2 separate regions of the Homo sapiens genome follow, and region 2 is linked to region 1. Evidence: chromatin loops called from intact Hi-C (ENCODE). Cell type or tissue: CD14-positive monocyte. All regions are shown on one strand. Region 1 has its middle 5.7 kb from the start of MED7. Region 2 holds the start of NIPAL4 (NIPA like domain containing 4).

Region 1 (5,000 bases):
AGTGAGCTGAGATCCTGCCACTGCACTACAGCCTGGGCGACAGAGTGAGACCCTTTCTCAAAATATTTATTTCCTAATAAATACATCCATTCGCCAAAGATATATAATATATAAAAATACAGAATATATAATTATATAAATACATTATATATAATATAAAATATATAATACATAATATATAATTTATATAATATATAAATATATTGTATTTTTGTAATGTATATTTTAATATACATTACAAATCTATATTAAAATATATATGATATATAATATATATATTGGGGGTGAATAAATGCATCATTAAACTTTAAAATCCTGTCTAAGAGGGCACTACCACCCATACCCTCGGGAAAATAATTCTGGCCTTTTACAGTTTCATGAAAAACCTCTCTTCTCTAAATGGTGGTATGTGAACTACTAATCCTGTCTTTATTTAAACTGTAATATTTTGGCTGGGAGTGGTGGCTCATACTTGTAATCCCAGCACTTTGGGAGGCCGAGGCAGGCGGATCACCTGAGGTTGGGAGTTCGAGACCAGCCTGACCAACATGGAGAAACCCCGTCTCTACTAAAAATACAAAATTAGTCGGGAATGGTGGCGCATGCCTGTAATTCTAGCTACTCGAGAGGCTGAAGCAGGAGAATCACTTGAACCAAGGAGGTGGAAGTTGCGAGAGCTGAAAAGAAATTGTAATATTTTGTAGATCATGAGTTTTTCCCTTAATTTTTTAATTTAAAATATTGTGTTAAGATATTATTTATCTTTTTTTTTTTTTTGAGACGGAGTTTTGCTCTTGTTGCCCAGGCTGGAGTGCAATGGTGCGATCTCAGTTCACCGCAACCCCCGCCTCCCAGGTTCAAGCAATTCTCCTGCGTGAGCCTCCCAAAGGGCTGGGATTACAGGCGTAAGCCACCGCGCCCAGCCGATATTATTTATCTTGATTACTGAGTTTGCTCCTCCTTAATTTTGTGCATGAGGCGTGTTCCTTACACACCTCCACTTAGTCTTGATCCTGATATGAAGCTACACTGAAAGCAGGTAGTTCACATTTGTACACACACCATTCAGGAGATTTTTTTTCTTCTTTCTTTTGCTTTTGCTCAAATCTGTCTTTGAACAAAAATATATTCAACATTGGCCATGTGTGAGGTAATTCCAGGGATTGTTAAGGGGATGCCCAGATAAGTCAGGAACTTAGCTACAGCCATAGAAATAAAACAGGCGCATAATTACAACTTCAGCTAGAGGAGTGCTGTAAGAAGTAAAGGAAAGAGGCTTTGAGTTGGTGAGAGGTAATTTTTATTTGGGTGAACTGAGAGAAACCTTTTGGAGAAGACCATCTTTGAGATGGATCTTAAAGCGGGAACTTAAATGGATCGGACAGAGCCCAGATCCTTTAGGGAGTGTATAGAAAATCAATCAATCAATAAATCAATAAAACAGTTATTTTTTGTTGTTGTTGAGACGGAGTCTTGCTCTGTTGCCCAGGCTGGAGTGCAATGCTGCAATCTCAGCTCACTGCAACTTCTGCCTCCTGGGTTCAAGCGATTCTCCTGCCTCGGGCTCCCGAGTAGCTGGGATTACAGGCACACACAGCCACGCCTGGCTAATTTTTGTACTTTTAGTAGAGACAGGGTTTCGCCATGTTGGCCAGGCTGGTCTCCAACTCCTGATCTTAGGTGATCCACTTACCTCAGCCTCCCAAACTGCTGGGATTACAAGCGTGAGCCACCGTGCCCGGCCGTAATGGGTATATTTTGTGATAATTCAAAGAACAGGTATGATGATGGCATGGCTATTTTTTTCCTCTGGTGAAATTCCACATAAGGTAAATGTAGATTTTAATAGTAACAGCTACAACAAATTCAAAAGGGCTTACCTGCCTTTTTGTAGGATTACAAATTCATTTTAGGTTCTTCAGCCTGCAAGTAACAACTCAGGAGGACCCAATATGCAAGACACAAATCTTTCCCATAGAAAAGTTTAAGCTGGGGATTATTTCCAAATGCCAAGGTTGCTGCTCCCCCTGCTGGTAAGAAAAAATGCTGTAGGCAAAGCAAACCACAAGCACTCTCCCCACCCATGTGCTGCACACAGATCTGGATTGTTGACGTTTTAGTGATAAGGTCATTAGCAGCCATGAAGTAACAACAACAAAAAAATAGTGATTAGGAATTGAAACTATACTGCAGACTGCAGAAAAAAAATACATTAGCAATGACTCTCATCCAAAGTGCATCATTAAGGCCGGGGACGGTGGCTCATGCCTGTAATCCCAACACTTCGGGAGGTCAAGGTGGGTATAAGGCAGGAGACCACTACTACTCCTGCTGCCTTCCTCCCCTCACCTTGCCTAGTTCACAAGACAGGAGGAAAGAGAGAAAAAGCAAAAAGTTGGAAAAAAACAAAAGTAAGATAAATAGCCAGACAACCTTGGCAACACCACCCAGCCCTAGGAGTTAAAAAAAGTAACAATAACATCAACCCCTGACCTAAACTACTTGTGTTATCTGTAAATTCCAGACACTGCATGAAAAAAGCATTGTAAAACTTTTTGTTCTGTTAGCTGATGCATGTAGCCCCCAGTCACGTTTCCCACGCTTGCTTGATGTATTACGACTCTTTCACATGGACCCCTTAAAGTTGTAAGTCTTTAAAAAGGCCGAGAATTTCTTTTTCGGGGAGCTTGGCTCCTAAGACACAAGTCTGCCGACGCTCCTGGCTGAATAAATAACCTCTTCCTTCTTTAATCCGGTGTCTGAGGAGTTTTGTCTGCGGCTCTTCCTGCTACAGGTGGATCACCTGAAGTGAGGAGTTCAAGACCAGCCTGGACAACATGGTGAAACCCCGTTTCTATAAAAGTAAAAAAATTAGCTGGGCGTGATGGTGTGCATCTATAGTCCCAGCTACTCAGGAGGCTGAGGCAGGAGAATCACTTGAACCTGAGAGGCAGAGGCTGCAGTGAGCCGAGATCACACCATTGCACTGCAGCCTGGGTGACACAGTAAGAGCTTGTCTCCAGAAAGAAAAAAAAAAAAAGTGCATCGTTAAAACCATATACAGTATATGAGCTTATAAAAATCAGGAAGAAACAGGGACTGGAGATGAAATTTTTCTTTTCTTTTCTTTTCTTTTTTTTTTTTTTTTGAGACGGAGTTTCACTCTTGTTGCCCAGGCTGGAGGACAATTGTGCGATCTTGGCTCACTGCAAACTTTGCCTCCCGGGTTCAAGTGATTCTCCTGCCTCAGTCTCCTGAGTAGCTGGGATTACAGGCGTGTGCCACCATGCCTGGCTAATTTTGTATTTTTAGTAGAGGTTTCTCCATGTTGGTCAGGCTGGTGTCGAATTCCTGACCTCAGGTGATGTGCCTGCCTCGGCCTCCCAAAGTGTTGGGATTACAGGCGTGAGCCACCATGCCCAGCCTTTTTTTTTCCGTTTTTTTTTTTGGCAGAGTTTCACTCTGTTGCTCAGGTTGGAGTACAGTGGCGCTATATCAGCTCAAGCAATCCTCCTACCTCAGCCTCCCAAGTAACTGGGACCCCAGGTGCATGCCACCATGCCCAGCTTGGAGATAAAAATTTTTACTTGCTATCTTCCAATGATTCTGCCGGGCTGATCAGCAAGCCAAAGATACAATGTAACTGACTAACAGACGCTCAGGGATTACTATCTATAAACCTGCCTACCAATGACAGAGGTAGTAAGGCCAACAAAATCAACAAGTTGCTGTAACAATTCGACTTCTATAAGCATAAATAAACAAATAAAAGGAGTTTTGACCCTTACTGGGCATCAAATACAAAAATTAACCCCAAAAGGATCATAGACCTAAACGTAAAACTTAAAATTAGAAAACTTGTAGAAGAAAACAGAGGAAAAATCTTTGACTTTGAGTTAGGCAAAGATTCTTGGAAAGGACACAAAAAGTATGAGCCATAAAATAAAATAATTGATAAACTTGTCATCATCAAAATAAAAAAACTCTGCTTGCTGAAAGACACTTAAAAAATGAAATGATTAACCACAGACTAGGAGAAAATATTTGTAAAAGACATATCTTATCAAGGACTTATATCTTGTGTGTATTTGTGTGTGTGCACCCTTACAATTCAATAGTAAGAAAACATGCCAATTTAAAAAATGGGCAAAAATTTTGAACAGACAGTTCGCCAAAGAAAAGATATACATGGCCAGTAAACACATGAAAGATACCCAATACTAAGGAAATGCAAATTAAAATCATTATACAGATATTAGAATAGCAAAAAGTAAAAATTAAAAGGATAACACCAATTTGCAGATTGAGGGCAACTATACCTCCGATAGATTGCTGAGAAATGAAAAATAAGCAGCCTCTTTAGAAAACTGCTTGGTAGTTTCTCATATAGTTAAACATATAATTATTATAATGTCCAGCAATTTTGTCACTATGTTGTTATCCAAAAGAAATGAAAACATATGTCCATACAATTGACTTGCATGGGAATGTTTATAGTATCTTTGTTAAGAATCACCTCAAACTGAAATAACCCAAATGTCTATTAACCAGTGAATGGATACATGAATTACAGTATATTCATACAATGGAATATTCCTTATCTGTAAAAAGGAACAAAGTATTATACATTGAACAACATTGATGGACTTCAAAAGTATTATGCTAAGTGAAAGGAACCAGACACCAAAAACTACATACTTTCTAATTTCATTTATATGACATTCTGCAAAAGGTAAAACTATATGAACAGGGATCAGATCAGTGGTTACTAGAGGATGGGGATAAAGGGAAGGAATTGAAATAAAAAAAAGTTGTTTGGGGTGATGAAATATTCTACATCTTAATCCGGGTGGTAGTGGTTTTATGTCAGTATGTATTTATCAAAACTCTTATAACTATTCACCTAGAGTTAATTTTATTCTATGTAAAGTATCCCTCAATAAATCTACATTTTAAAAAATCAATAGGGTGGAAACTAAAAATTTCTGCTTGTAATTTAG
Region 2 (5,000 bases), 310 kb before region 1:
ACCTAGAACTCCCAGGCAGTGCCTGGAAGGGCCCCAAAGTCCATGGTCAAGCAACTCTGGCTCTGGCACATCTGCAGGGCAGAGTGGCATCTTGGTGGAACAGACTAAAGGCAATGTTGACCTTTCTTCCACGACACAGACCCATGAATAACAGAGCTTGAAGAGCCCTTAGAAAGCAGTCTAAATTCTTATTTTTTCTGGGGAAACTGAGGCCCTGAGAAAGGGAAGAGCTTGCTTAAGTCACCCCAACATCTGGTGAAAGATCTGGATCCAGCACCCACTGGGGCACATCCATGTGTCTTTTGCAGTGTGATATCTCTCTTTCCAAAACTCGTGTCACAATCAAGGGAAGATGAGACAAGAGGCATCTCAGTCCCTAATCAGACTTGTTCTGCACTGCTCATTCCTGTTTCTCCAGCTCAGGCTTCCTTGCCCAAGAGCTGAATCTGGGGAGTTCCCTGAGCCCAGGAAATGAGCCAGAACCTGGGAGAACATGGGCTAGGGGAGGTGACTCCTGAGAGGAAGACCAAACTCATCCCCACGCCCTTCCCCTGCTCCCTGAAGGTGCACCTCTAGCAGATGGAGCCAACGAACCCTCTGTGGATGGACTTGGCTGTCACAGTAAAGCCCGCAACACCCAAGGGCTGAGCATCCTCCATTGAGTCAAGTTCTCCCACTGCAGTGAAAAGTAAAAGACAGAGGGCTGATGGCCAAAGTAATCCAATTCTGAGCATGGGCCAGATGATTCCTGTTATCTCTTCCAGAATATGCTAGGACTGGGGAACACATTCTGGCCTAGAGAAAAGGTGAGGCTGAAAATGCCTGCCTTGTTCAGGAAACCAAAGTCAGACACCTAACAGGCTGGCTTTGAAAGCTTCACTGTAGAAGGGAAGAGGTTAGAGAAACAGGGACATGCCACAGCCTGCAGTTCCAAGACAAGGTAGGAAAGTGGAGCCACACCAAGGAAGGAGTTGAGGTTTTACTGTCCACCAGCCTTGGATCTATATTCCATTTCCTCACTGTATTACCTTGAGCAAATTATTAGCTGCTCAGAGCCTCAGTTTCTGGATCTTTAGAGTGGGGATAGCAAGATAGTAAAATAATAATACCTACCTACCTTCTAGAGTTGTTTTAAGGATTCAGTGAGATAATGCGGGTAAAGGGCCTAGTCCACTACCTGCTTTATGGTCAGAACGCAATAGGAAGTCAGGGGTCTTTCTTTACCCCTTCCTGTGGTTCTTTTTCTTTTCCAAAGACAAGACCGTCCTGTGATGGTCCTCCCATTGACCCAGAGAGAAAGCCCAAACTGCGCAGGTACTAAAACCTGAAGCAACTACACATTAAAAACACAGAATCCTCCCCCCGCCCCCACCACCTCTCAGGGTGTCTGCTGTCGTCAAAATGCCTGCCCCCCACTAACCCCCCATCTCAACCCAGGGGACATACTTTCCTTCCCTGACTCCTCTCAGCCATCCCAGCTGCGAAGATGAAAGTGAAGTCTCAGCCAGAACCCAGATCTTCAAAGCTGGGTGGGAGCCACCTCGTGCTGGCCCTGCCCCTCCCCAGCTTTGGCCCCCCTGGGAGGAGAGGATGCGAGGGAGAGCGGTGGCAAGGAGGGGAGGGCGCGAAGCGCGGAGCCCGCCTGGTCCCCAGCCCTGCCGTACGCACCGTTCTCGCAGCTGGTGTTGCTGACCCGCAGCTCCATGGGGCCCGGGGCACACGAACCGACGCGCGGGCGGACGGCGCCCGGGCTCCCCAGCTCCGGAGCAGGTGGCCGCGACTTGTCCCCCGCGTGGCTCGCGCGCGAGAAGCCGCCGGGGTCCGGACCCAGGGGTGGGGAGAGTGACGCGTCCCAGAGTGGGAGAGTCCCCGGGGAGGAGTCACCCGGCATCTTGGGCAATTCCGGGGGCAGGGGGCCCAGGGCTGGGGCCGCCCGCAGAGGGGCGCATGCCTTCCTGGGGTGAGGACGCTGCCAGGCTCCCAGCTCTGGAGTCACCGCCCCGTGCTAGGGGCAAGAGGTGAGGAGGCGGGTTCCCCGGCACCGCTCCTCCGATGCCTGCACCGGCACCCAGCTCCATCCCCAGGGAAAGAGTACAGGGGACCTAGATGGCTGGAGAAGGGGCAACTTTCCTGCCGAGGTGGAAGTGGCAACATAGGGGTTGGAAGTGGGTACTGCTGCCAATTGGGAACCTGGGTTCCTTCTTTTCCTTCCTTCTCGCCCTCCTACCCTCCCCCTCTCCTTCCTCCCCTCCACCTTTCCTCCCTTCCTTCCATTTCACCCTCCTGCCCTTCCTCCCTGCCTTCTGCCCTGCGACCTCCTTTCCTTGCCTTACCCGTTCATTGATTCAACCCAGGTCTGATCTGTGCTGGTAGGTAACAGGTACATAGTGAGTTAATGCTCAATATATATTTATGTCTAATGAATAGATAATAGGAGCTTGGTAAATTAAATGAAAGAAGGAAATGAAGTGATTGGAGACCAAAATGAGTCAGACTATTCCCTGTCCCCCAAGTACCTTATATTTTAATGGGGGAAACAAAATGTGATCATCTCTTAGAGACCAATGTTTTTGAAATTACCACTTTAAAATTATTTATACACACACACACATACACACGTTGTGATGGAAAGCATATTTGTTACTATGGGTAACAGTAAAAAGCAAGTTAGAAAACCACTGACCTGGAGCATAAAAATAGGTATGTAGAGTTTGCTATAGGCCAGGCAGAGTTCTAAGTGCTGAAAAATTCCAGTTCATTTAATCTTCATGACCGCCTTATAATGTACAGACTTTTATTATTTACCAAAAGGAAACTGAGGCACAAAGTGCTCAAGTAACTTGCTGGGGATCTCAGCTGAGAAGCAGAAAAGCCAGGATCAAACTCGTGCTGTCAGTGGTCACATTAAGCCGCCTGGCATTTTACACTGAAATAAACTGCTCCTGGGCAGTGAGGGTGTGGGGCTACTGAGAAAGCAGTGATTGGTTCTGCCAGTGGTGCTCACCGGCTTCCTGGAGGAGGCAGCTTTTAAGAATTGTTATGTATGGAGTCGTCAGCATGGGCCAGACACTGTGCTAACCCCTTTCCAGGCACTGTCTCATCGAAGCCTCCTAGGAGACAGATATCCTTACTCTTTCCATGCTACAGATAAGAGGAAACTGTTATTTTTAAAAATTTTATCATGAGATAATTTTAGACTTATAGAAGAGTTACGAAAATAGTATAGAGAGTTCCCATATACCTGTCACCAGCTTCCCTTAATGTTAACATCTTGTATAGGAATAGAAAAAACTGTCCTTTAAATACTCTGAGACACTTGCTCCCAAGGTTGCACAGCTAGTGAACGAGGGTGCCAGGTGTAAACCGAGCTGCTCTGACCCCAAGCCTGTCCTCCTACCTACGACCCTCCACTGTCTACTTGCGGACCTCTAGCTGGGCCTCTAAGGATGGGTTCTCCCAGCATGGGGCTTCCTCTAATTTGCTGGATGACTTTAAACAAGTTGCTTACTCTACATAAGGATCAATTTCTTTGTCAAATGCAACAGCCCCTTCTCCAAGGGGTCGGGATCGGGTTGGGGAAGGGAGAGGTTAAAAGAGAAAGGGAAATGTGAGACACAGCAAATGTAACAAGCCACGTTTGCTCATTTTACTTGCTGCATAATTTCACAAGCCCTTGATTCTGTAATGATGTGCACCTCTCTGGAAAAATGCTTTGAAAACAAAGCAGGATACAGCACAAGGCCCCCACAACTTTTGCCTGAGACACTATATTTCTTAAAAGATAAATGACCCTAGACCTTGCCTATTCCTACACATAGGATAATGTTTGACAAGGTTAGTGACTATGCCTCTATCATCTATAACCAGATATACTCTTGCACCCAGACTTTCATGTGATTCTGCTTTACTGTAACTTCTGAGCAAGTTTGATGTAATGTTTGAGCACATACTGCACTTCTGCTACGTGTATATCAGCTATGAGCTAAAACACTGTTTCAGAGCAGTGGGACAGGACCTCTCTGAAAGACTCCTCCCAGACTTTGTCTTCAGTCTCTAGTCCTCAGTAAGACTTCTGCTTTTTTTTTTTTTTTTTTTTTTGAGACAGAGTCTCACTCTGTTGCCCAGGCTGGAGTGCAGTGGCTCGACCTCGGCTCACTGCAAGCTCCGCCTCCCATGTTCAAGCGATTCTCCCACCTCAGCTTCCGGAGTAGCTGGGATTACAGGCGCCCACCACCACGCCCAGCTAATTTTTGTATTTTTAGTAGAGACAGTGTTTCACCATGTTAGCCAGGCTGATCTCAAACTCCTGACTTCAGGTGTTCCACCTGCCCCGGCCTCCCAAAATGCTGGGATTACAGAACCTCAGTAAGACTTCTGAATAAAACTAACTTTAATTCCTTAAAAGCTTGATTTTCTTTTAGTTGACAGAAGTCATAGCCATTGCCAACAGAATATATCCAAGTCTGCAGGTGAGTGTGCCCAGGCCCGCCTCTAACTTTGGAGGTGTGTGGTACCACCGTTCAGGTAGAGGGGAACACCTCCAAGACTATATGAATTTGAACACAGAGCAGCAAGACACTAGATGATTGGCCCTATTCGGAAGTGAGACTTCATGATGAAAAAATATATGCATCCATGCTACCTGCAAGGGAGAATTTGACAAGAGAATTCAACTTATCTTTCTCTTCTCTAAGCATTTCTGCTGTTCAGCTCCTCCTTGTGCTATAAAACGGAGTCAGCACTGAACCTGGAGTGGTACAGTCCTCAAACCCTCACTGCATTCAAACTTGACTGCTTTTATTCCAAGAACATAGGGTGAGAGATTCGGAGTATTTCCCTCTGGTCTGACCTTTTTTCTTCCTCGCTTTATTGAAGTATGACTGACAAATGAAAGTTATATATATTTAAAATGTACAACATAATGATTTGATATAGGTGTACATCGTGAATGATAACGACGATTAAGCTAATTAATACATCTATCACCTCACTTAGTTATA

The links. Hi-C counts contacts between places; a loop is a spot of excess contacts. Peaks named below come from ENCODE experiments on the same cell type or tissue, not always from the same donor. Only the 100,000 strongest peaks of a DNase experiment are listed, where the experiment ranks them.
Region 2: a loop joins it to region 1, with 3 times the contacts of the local background. A loop is called at or near these places in 2 of 110 quality-filtered maps.

The regions. Positions count from the first base shown.
Region 1 is chr5:157,146,078-157,151,077 of GRCh38, reverse strand. No RefSeq gene overlaps it. Among named protein-coding and RNA genes, the nearest start is that of MED7, 5.7 kb to the right of the region's middle. In CD14-positive monocyte, CTCF peaks have their summits at 1,834 and 2,035 (motif pointing left); a DNase peak (open chromatin) is centred at 2,027.
Region 2 is chr5:157,457,026-157,462,025 of GRCh38, reverse strand. It overlaps NIPAL4 (NIPA like domain containing 4), which reads right to left and starts at 1,813. Exons shown (of 6, transcript NM_001099287.2): 1 at 1,669-1,813. The coding sequence starts at 1,705. It overlaps NIPAL4-DT (NIPAL4 divergent transcript), which reads left to right and starts at 1,926. Exons shown (of 3, transcript NR_136205.1): 1 at 1,926-2,018. RefSeq lists a silencer at 1,760-1,919. In CD14-positive monocyte, no CTCF peak of the experiment used is centred here; DNase peaks (open chromatin) are centred at 455 and 1,895; H3K4me3 peaks cover 1,038 bases; H3K27me3 peaks cover 3,511 bases.